Linked DNA regions of Homo sapiens: region 2 is linked to region 1. The links are chromatin contacts, found by Hi-C or POLR2A ChIA-PET in ENCODE. All regions are on one chromosome and are shown on one strand. The core of a region is the stretch at or near the end of the contact, and the rest is flanking DNA. Distances in the headings are between cores, read along the strand shown. Region 1 overlaps JMJD1C (jumonji domain containing 1C). Region 2 has its middle 18 kb from the start of NRBF2.

Region 1 (5,038 bases), core at 1,050-3,549:
AAAAGTGCTAATAATACAACCACAGAATTAAAACATTAAGATTTGGAAGGTTCCTTTGATTTCACCTAGATTCACCTACTCTAACTCCCTCTAACTGACTGGGGGAAATGAAATGATAAGGTCTGTAGTAAACTAAATGGTATTCACAATTAACAAAATAAAACCCCAGGGAAAAGCTCCAACACCTCCACTATTAAATTGGGATTTGCTATGAAATAAATATTATAAACAAAGAACAAAAGCTAACAATACAAAAAAACTAGGTCCTTTAAAGAAACAAGAAAAATCAAGTGGAAAGACAAGAGCACATCTATATAGACTTCAAAACATGAAATAATGTTTACACTAAATGAACTAACATCTCATTTTGGTGGACCTAAGAGAACTATTCTAATTCCCTAAGTATTACAAATCCATGCACAACAAATAACTGCTCATTAACACAAGCTCTTGTTCTCTCCATGGAAATAATAGCTCTACATTTTATTTTTGAAAAACAGTAACAAGTCTGAAATAAAATAGTATTAACTTTTTACTCCATTAGAAAAAATTTAAACTGGTTCACTCATCCTTTCTTTCCATGCAATTACTGTATTATTTTAAAACATCTGAGTAAAAAGAAATCTATAATATATCCATTTAATTCAACCTAAACTCTAAATATACAAATGAAGGCCAGGTGTGGTGGCTCACGCCTGTAATCCCAGCACTTTGGGAGGCCGAGGCGGGCAGACCACTTGAGGTCAGGAGTTCGAGACCAGTCTGGCCAACATTGTGAAACCCCATCTCTATTAAAAATACAAAAATTAGCTGGGCGTGGTGGTGTGTGCCTGTCATCCCAGCTGCTCTGGAGGCTGAGGCAGGAGCATTGCTTGAACCCAGGAGGCGGAAGTTGCAGTGAACCAAGAACGTGCCACTGCATTCCAGCCTGGGTGAAAGAGTGAGACTCCATCACGGAAAAAAAAAAAAAAAAAAATACACATACACACACACACACACACACACACACACACACACACACACACACACACAATTCTGTGAGCTTTACTTATACCTGAAAAAATTAACTGGTAATTTCAACAATCTTAAAAAATATTTAGCTTAATACTTTTGATGAGTTTCTTCACATAATTAAAAGCTAATAGTCAACTGGAAAATGTTTTCCTAATTAAATGTATTTGTATTTAAATTGCAATAATGGAGAACTGAAATTTATATATAAAATCATTCAATTACTGACAATCTAAAAAAATTTCCCCTTTAAAAAAAGAACTATTATGCTAAACTGATAGGTATACATAAACACTAATCTCATTTAATTATATTAATTTACCCAATTCTTAACGTTTAGCATTGAAGACAATTTATACTAATATTTAACCAATTATTTTCTAATAATGATTATTTAGAATGTCAGATACTTTATTTTGTTTACTTCTGTATTCCTTGCAACAGAACACTGCCTGGCTCATAGTAGGTTCTCAGTATATATTGTTAATTGAATTAATAAATCGTTTATCCTATAAGCAAAATCAACTGACTGCATTCATTGGGTTTTTCACACAACTAGAAGTTAGATGAAATGATATTTAAAGAATATTGTTTAAAGAATGTCTGAATATCAATAAAGTTTAATTAACCTTTAATTTTAAAAAGTAATCTAAAATTTCTTACCTGGTAGGGCTGAAAGGCACTATCTTCAGTTAAAAAATCCAGTTGCTTATCTACAAGGAATTCTACTGCAGTGACTGAACTGGGTATATTTCTTTCAACCAGAGGTTTGAAAGTCTGCCAAGAAAAAAAAAATTTCTAATGATAATTTTCTGGGTAGTATCCTGAAATTATGAAGGAACACACACCAATACAATGTATCAATGTCATTATCACTACAGAGTCTTAGGGTACCTAATATTAATTTTCATATTATAAACTAATGCTTTTATCTACACCATAAGGTATCTGTGTTTATTTAAAAGAAACAAACTAGATCTACATGTGATATGGGCATATTTGAGTATACTAAGTCCCAACTGTTTACTTTTAAAAAGGGATGTAATAAAATATGCATGTGTGTAAAAATGTCTGCTTAAAAAGAGAAATTGCTTTTGAAACAGTAAACTGGGTTGTAGAGCTATTTACCCCCACCTTTTTTTTTTAACTGTATTATTTCTTATTAAAGAGAGTAGTTATTATTTCAATGTACACTTTTTGTCTAGCTCATTCACATTAAGCAGGATTTTAAATGATCAGGAAGTATCTGGTCTTTTAACTCCACCCCTTGCACTCCCACCCCCGCCCCTGCACCAAGCACAGATAAAAATCCCGCAGCTTCGGTGAGAGAAGCATGGAGGAAGGGAGTAGAGAGAGTCCGGTAAGAAGTACTACACAAAACTCTACTTTGCAGTCAAGTCCAAATCTCCACTACTTCTTTTAAAAAAAGTCAATCCAAGGTCATTTGATTCCTTTAAGAAGATACCTTTAACATATGAGATTTAACTCGTATCTTGGGTGGGGATGACAGGGACAGAGCCAGGGTAGGAAGAGGAAGGAAACAGGGATACAATGTATAAATTTCTTTATGACTATCACACTCACTTTCAAAGTAGATGAAGATTAAATAAAATACAAGTGTCTTATATTCATGGTACTGTTCTAAAAACTTGAAAATGAAAACAAAATTCCACCATTTTAAAAACACAGCTGCTTTACTATAAAAAAATTTTTTAACTGGAAAAAAGTTCGGAAAACAGAATTAATAATCAACTCAATTTCTAAGTTACCTATATCACATGGAGAAATCTTTCTAGCTACAGGGTAATTTGTGTTAATATTTCCACACAAAACAAAGATTTTGGCATAGACAGTACAAATTACCAGGCATTTCAAAATCATTGTGTTTCCCCTTTCTCTTATTCTGTCTTAAAAAATATATAACATTTTGTTAATAACAATAAACATACTCCAGGGAAAAACTTCAAGATGTTTGGTTTGGAGTGGCTTTTAAGGAGTTAATTTCTATATTTAAGAAATTCCTAAGAGGAATTTCAGGTTGACTCACTGCAATCTGTAACAATGTTTCAAAGTTAAAAATTTAATATTAAATTTAAGCAAGTCTTATTTCTATGCTATCTACATCATGAAGTTACAAATAATATTTTCTTAATTAAAAAACAGGAAAAACTCTCTTATATTCTCACTTATTTTCGATATTTAAGATCAGAAAATCTAGTCACAGTAATATCCTCTCTCCCATATCCTAGGCTAACCTTTTAAGCACTCTATTATTTATCAAAATTACTATTATTTGGGTGAGAAATCACATTTTCAAAATAGAAAATCCTCACATTATTTAGCTATTTCCTTCTACTGTTATCATTTAACACTTTTCAATTACATAAAATCCTATAGGATTTCATAAAATCCTATTTATTATTTTACTTAAGTGACAAAAAGTTTGTAAGAAATTCAAGAGCATTTATTGTATTTAGGCTTTAAAAGTGTCCACCACTACGTGACCAATTGACATGAAATATGTAACATAAACAGGGATATTCGGCTGATCCCTACTGTAAAAAATGTTTTTTCATATTATATCTCTGTCAGTTTAGTTTTTAAGTAAACTAGAAAACACTGGCATCTTCTCAAGAGGACTTTTAATCCTTGAACATTATCAAATGATCTATTTCTTTTCAAACAGTACCATATCAGGTCAACTCATGAAGGTTAACAAAAAGGTCCACAAAAGGTATTATCTAAGTGGCTAAAGATACAATTCAATTAAGTAGGATTTGAAAAAGAAGTAAAGTTCTCCTTCTGGAGTGCCTCTTTCTTACGCAAATAATACAGGTGGCTTGCATTTCCTATGAGACCTAGTCATTTTATAATATGAAAAACATTCTTCTGAAGAGAGCTCTCCTTTTCAAGGTAGGCCAGAGTTCTAAGGGTAAATTTCAACAAGCCGACCAATGATTTAAATTATTCTAAGTTAATTTGAAAAAAGGATTTCTAAGCTAAAAAAATTCTCACGTTTTAAGATGTCTCATTGAAAGCCAAGTAAAATTTGGCTACCAGAAATCTAAGAAAACTAGCTGACAATGATCAAATTTGAATACTCTTACAAGGACATGAGTACTTATAATCATTTACAAGTGGAAGTCCAAAGTATATCATGCTTCTTAAATAGCAAATAAAAAGTGCTGATAAATACTTTTATAGTATTTGTTAAAAGAAATGTTTCAATATTTATTAAATGAGAAACAGTGAATATGTGTGACTGCTCTACTTTAAGGAAAAATGAAAGGCAAACAACATATGAAGTGATATTAAAATACACCCCGGTTTTTTTAACTGGCAAAACAACCATGTTAAGTATTGCTAATTTTTGTATTAGTCTAGTACATTTCAAAGGAACATTATAAGTTTAAAAATAATAAAAAACATATTTAAATAAAAACAAATGGGTCCTACAGCTGGTATGATGAAATTTGTAGTAAATAGTTCATGGGTCTAGGTGCACTGGAATGTAAAGAAACTAGAACTCATGCATAACTAATTCAACACTCTAAAGATATATCATTCTATGAGTAACTTCCACAGCCTAAAGGGAAGCAATGAGCTAACATCTGATGAAAGTCACAGTAGAATATGGCCCTAATCACAAAAGACTATCATTCAAATGCTCTAAAAAGCCTTTGAAAACCAAAATGAAAATTACTAACACTAAATGTTCAGTTGAAACAAAATGCTTTTTCAATTTTATTAGAGTGAGAGTTTTTTTTAAGGTCATTTATCAGTGTTAAACATACTTTTTAAAAATAGTCTACGGCCAAAATAAATATAGTTGAGAGCCTGCATTTCTAGTAGGGCCTACCAAACTATAGGAAGAATGCTTAGAACAACTGTATCCTGTTTGGGGCTCCATGCTGCACCACATTCCATTCACATGAGGAAGACGCGAACAGATGAGCCCTCCCCGAAAAACATTTTTAAAATAAATCAGCTACAGCTCTTAAACACAACTCAGCTGCTCAAACAAACG
Region 2 (5,408 bases), core at 2,165-4,664, 150 kb before region 1:
AAATAGAGTTTCAAGAAAAAAGTGGTGTTAAATATTACTGTGAGATGAAGGACAAGAATTGAAGAAAAGTCATTAAACTTGATGATCAAGAGCTTAGTAGAGATATCTTCAGAAGCACCTTGTTTAACTGCATAAAGTAATGGGAACAGAAGTCAGCTCTTAAGGGGTTAAAGAGTAAGACAATCTTCATATCCAGTAAAATTGTTAAAATTAAAAAGACAAAGAATACAAACTATTGACAACCTTTTAAAGCAAGTGGCATTTTAATTCACTGCTGGTGGTAGTGTATTTTGAAAAACTGTTTGGCGATCTCTGCTAAAGCCAAACATATGCATAATCCTTGATGCAGCAATTCTAGCCTATATAAGTGTTTAGCTAAATGCATGCACATGAACTCAGGAAAACATGTACAGGAATGTTCACATCAGCTTTGTTTTGGAGTAGTGGTGGATATTCATTACATTGTAAATCAAATTAACTACAAACAAAAGGTACCATGCATGAACCACTGATGACAATTGGTCATGAACCAAGGATTATAATTTATTCAAATCTGTGCGGTAAGGTTCATAAGAAAAGGGGAAGAATGTAAGTCATTAATGAGAAGGCACCTATCCAAAAAGGGATTAAGCCAGGTGCAGTGGCTCACACCTGTAACCCCAGCACTTTGGGAGGCCAAGGCAGGCAGATTACTTGAGGCCAGGAGTTTGAGACCAGCCTGGCCAACATGGTGAAACCCCTTCTCTACTAAAAATCCAAAAATTAGCCAGGCATGGTGGCACGCACCTGTAATCCCAGCTACTAGGGAGGCTGAGGCAGGAGAATCGCTTGAACCTGGGAGATGGAGGTTGCAGTGAGCTGAGATCTCGCCACTGCACTACAGCCTGGGTGACAGAGCGAGATTCTGTCCCAAAAAAACAACAAAAAAAAAGGATTAATTATTTATACGTTTACAAAGTAAACATCCTGTTAAAGCCAGCCAAGAATATTTGCTCCATGATGATGGAAGAAGTCTAGAGGTTTCTGCAAATTATTTCAATATTGTGACCAAAACTTTTCCAATTGGTCCATTTCTCTCTCTTCTTTTTTTTTTTTTTTTTTTTTTTTTTTTGAGACAGAGTCTCGCTCTCTCGCTCCGTCACCCAAGCTGGAGTGCAGTGGCACGATCTCGGCTCACTGCAAGCTCTGCCTCCCAGGTTCACGCCATTCTTCTGCCTCAGCCTCCTGAGTAGCTGGGACTACAGGCACCCGCCACCACGCCCGGCTAATTTTTTTTGTATTTTTTTAGTAGAGACAGGGTTTCACTGTGTTAGCCAGGATGGTCTCGATCTCCTGACCTCGTGATCCTCCTGCCTTGGCCTCCCAAAGTGCTGGGATTACAGGCATGAGCCACCGCGCCCGGCTCCAATTGGTCCATTTCTCTAATTACTTTGCTCCCTTCCCCAAAACCCTGAACTGGAAAAAAATGAAAAAAAAAAGCCTGTGATATATATGGCAATCATGCTGGGAAAGTCAGAGCCCTGCAGATTTTAGAAATGACAAGGGAGAACTCAGTGTAGAATAACCTGTGTCTAGCCAAAGCTGAAGCCTGGCCAGGCTCCATGTATGTTGTGAAAATTCTTTGGCCACAGTCCTGATGTCCTAACATCTGAGGTTGCATCATTCTTCCCGTAGTTGCTTCTGGACTGAGTGTCAACAGCGTATGATGAAAACATGTCAGGGTAGAGGTAAAAGGTATTTGTCATATTTTCTTTTTCTTCCTTCCTTCCTTCCACAGAAGAGTGGAGAAAATATTTTAAAAGACCACCACAGAAATAAAGAATACAGTGAAAATGAAAGGTAGAAAATTCAATTCATGGTAAAATTCTTATTTTTCCTGTGCTGTTTGGCTTGACCCTTCCCTTTCCTGAAGCCCTCATATGGCTTCCCAAGATGTCAAACACATATCTTCTGTGCTAGTATCATTTAGGAGGGACAGCAGCAGGCAGCATGGAACACAGGAGAAACAAAATAGATTAACAGTGGATTGAAGAATCTTGGCAACTGTGGAAAATACTTTTAAAAGGAGGCTGGAGGCAAATTTCTCTTAGAAAATTTAATAGCAGAGGCCTGGCACGGTAGCTCACACCTGTAATCCCAGCACTTTGGAAGGTCGAGGAAGGCAGATCACTTGAGGTCAGGAGTTTGAGACCAGCCTGGCCAACATGGTGAAACTCCACCTCTTCTAAAAATCCAAAAATTAGATGGGCATGGTGGCAGGCACCTGTAATCCCAGCTACTCAGGGGGCTGAGGCAGGAGAATCGCTTGAACCTGGGAGGCAGAAGTTGCAGTGGGCCGAGATCACACCATTGCACTCCGGCCAGGGGGACAGAGAGAGGCTCTGTCTCAAAAAAATAAAAAGAAAAGGAAAGAAAACTTAAGAGCAGTTGCTGAATTTATGCCTTATGATTTAGATCATTTCTAAGTGTCCTCTCACTGACCTTTACTTAAGGCCATGATACTCTACCATCTTCTAATATCTCATGATTCCCTTGATCCCTTCCCAGTATGTGACCACTCTATTTGAAATAAAGTCCAGATTGACTAGCATTTTCCGTCAAAGGGTCAGAGGAAGAGGTGGAACTGGAAGTTTGAGGTCTGTATAATTGGGGGTAGTGAATACAGTGGATGGAAAGGATTTGATTAGGATGTCTTAGTGTCCTGAAGTGCCTGGAAAGAAAATGTAGGTAAAAGGGATTTCCCTTGTGTCCAACCCAGCATAGATCAACAGGTAAGTTATATATATATATATATATATATATAAATTCGCCAGGCTGGAGTGTGGTGGCACTATCTTGGCTCACTGCAATCTCTGCCACCCGGGTTCAAGCGATTCTCCTGCCTCAGCCTCCTGAGAAGCTGGGACTACAGGCACGTGCCATCACGCCCAGCTAATTTTTGTATTTTTAGTAGAGACAGGGTTTCACCATGTTGGCCAGGATGGTCTTGATCTCTTGACCTTGTGATCCACCTGCCTTGGCCTCCCAAGTGCTGGGATTACAGGTGTGAGCCACAGCACCCAGCTGAAGTTATATTTTATAGATAGAAAAAAGGCAGCACTACTGGTGCACCAGAAGCTGAGTGGTCCAAGGACATTAGGATTCTGGAGGGTTCGCTTCAGCTTCCTTTTTTGAGAAACACTAACTTAGTACAAAGTCGATTGAATCATTGCCTTTCTGCATTTATTTGACTGCCGTTTCCCAAATGTCAGCTTACTGAATAAAAAACTACCCTGAAATTCTGCTTTCCTTGGACTCTCCTCTATTGAACTTGGTTGAATAGAATGCCTGACTCCTGCCTAACTTGGCTTTGTTCACCCTGGCTCAGGCTGAAGCAACTGGACAAGTTGGCTCAGAGTCCGAGGAGTTAGAGCCTGCTGACCTCACAGCTACCCTCCCCCTTCTCACATGGCCAGTTCCTGCCCAGTCTAGTTTGTGAATAGTTCTTGGAAAATACCCTGGAGGAGAATAGAGTCACTAACAATAGCGACTCTCTTTTTAGCCTGAACCTCTTAGTACTCAGGACTGTGAACCTAGGAAAACCAAAAATAACAAATGTAATTGCAGTGGGTTACCCTCTATTTCTATTATTACCAACATCCAGTCATTCTGGTAGATATTTAGCTGCTTGTCGTGGAAAAATAACTGGGTTTATAACCAGACAGAGCTAGATTCAAGACCTAGCTCAGCCATTTATTAATTTTATGACATTGGACAAGTCCCTAATTTGAGCCCGTTAGAATTGAAAGAGGGAATGTACATGTAAGTGCTTGGAAACGTGCAAAGTATTATACAGTACAAAGTCAAACCATTAATATTGGGAAATAGGGATAATTTGAAAGTTTCAGGAAACAGAATAATTTAATTGTTCAAAAAACACTTGAATCAGCCCGAAGCAAAATGGGGCTTACTAGTCAACACCAGTCTTAAAAATAAACAACTAAACTATACTGTAGTTAGTTTCTGTTTAAAGTTAAAGGCAGTCTTCCCTTTTGTTCATGATGAAGTTGGAAATGGGGAAGGACTTATCAGATCCTTTCATATCAGGGAATGACGCAGAAGGATGATGGGCCCTCACACCTATTAAGTACAGGAAAGATGGCCATTGCTTACATGCTGGCTCTGCTGGCAAACTGTTTTTTTTTTTTTTTTCTCTGAAGTTAAGCCCTTGTTTTTGCCACTTAGTATTTTTATTTTATATATAATGAAAGGGGTTGGTTCTTCAGACTTGGGCATATTTTTACCCTATATCACTCTTGTGCATATATAAAAAGGGAAACAGGCCAGGCATGGTGACTCATACCTGTAATCCCAGCACATTGGGAGGCCGAGATGGGCAGATTGCTTGAGCTCAGGAGTTCAAGACCAGCCTAGGCAACATGGCAAAAACCCATCTTTACCAAAAAAGATACAAAAATTAGCCAGGAATGATAGCACAAGCCTGTAGTCCCAGCTACTTGGAGGCTGAGATGGGAGGATCACTTGAGCCCAGGTGGTCGCGTTATCAGTGAGCCAACATTGTGCCATAGCATTCCAGCCTGGGTGACAGAGTGAGACCCTTTTTAAAAAAACAAAACAAAAAAAAAAAGCCCTGGTGCGGTGGCTCACGCCTGTAATCCCAGCACTTTGGGAGGCCAAGGCAGGTGGATCATGAGGTCAAGAGATCGAGACCATCCTGGATAACATGGTGAAACCCCGTCTCTACTAAAAATACAAAAAAAAAAAAAAATTAGCCCAGCGCGGTGGAGGGCGCCTGTAGTCCCAGCTACTCAGGAGGCTGAGGCAGAAGAATAGCGTGAACCCAGGAGGTGGAGCTTGCGGTGAGCCGAGATCGCACCACTGCACTCCAGCCTGGGAGACAGAGCAAGACTCCGTCTCAAAAAAAAAAAAAAAGATACTCCCCCAAGTCCAGATCCCTATGGTAGCTTCCTGCTCTAGTTCTTCTTTAACAGGCTCAGTTTCAAAGATTACCATCTACCTCACTGTTCTCATATCCCGATACAATGATCTCTAGCCCCTGGCTACCCTCTGCTGTCTCCAGAGAGCCCCCAGGTTGCTGCCCTCTATTGTCTTAGACATCATGTCCCTCTCTCTACCAGGTAGTGGGGCCACAGTTCTGTCTTGTAGTAGTGTTGGCTTTGCAGTAGCTTAAGAAAGAGCCTATCCTGCTGGATATCTTACTTGCAGAATCTGAACTAGTTTGTAGAGCAGCTTCCCAATTCCAATGGTGAAATGTCCTAGAATCTTTTATGGTGGGATGGTGCCTGAAGCTCTTGTGAGTGGAGAAGCTGTTGCTGGTGCCTCCTGGGCTGCTTCTGCCCTTGTTCTTTTTGTAATTTATTTATTTACTTTTTAGAGACAGTTTCTGG

What was found. Hi-C counts contacts between places; a loop is a spot of excess contacts on that map. ChIA-PET counts read pairs that join two places held with the same protein, here RNA polymerase II (POLR2A). Pooled maps may share reads with other maps.
Region 2: a loop to region 1 is called in a map of gastrocnemius medialis, with 4 times the contacts of the local background. The contact joins two enhancer-like sites. A Hi-C loop is called at or near these places in 1 of 168 maps with a recorded cell type or tissue (gastrocnemius medialis) and 3 of 50 pooled maps. POLR2A ChIA-PET finds 5 or more read pairs at or near these places in 2 of 52 experiments (A549 and activated CD8-positive, alpha-beta memory T cell).

The regions. Positions count from the first base shown.
Region 1 is chr10:63,262,977-63,268,014 of GRCh38, forward strand. It overlaps JMJD1C (jumonji domain containing 1C), which reads right to left. Exons shown (of 26, transcript NM_032776.3): 3 at 1,675-1,788. Among named protein-coding and RNA genes, the nearest start is that of MIR1296, 110 kb to the right of the region's middle. Within about 2 kb of position 2,300, at least 24 of the 41 ENCODE cell types and tissues checked have a DNase peak (open chromatin) inside an H3K27ac peak, as active enhancers do; they include gastrocnemius medialis, where a contact is called at or near this core.
Region 2 is chr10:63,112,542-63,117,949 of GRCh38, forward strand. No RefSeq gene overlaps it. Among named protein-coding and RNA genes, the nearest start is that of NRBF2, 18 kb to the right of the region's middle. Within about 2 kb of position 3,415, at least 21 of the 41 ENCODE cell types and tissues checked have a DNase peak (open chromatin) inside an H3K27ac peak, as active enhancers do; they include gastrocnemius medialis, where a contact is called at or near this core.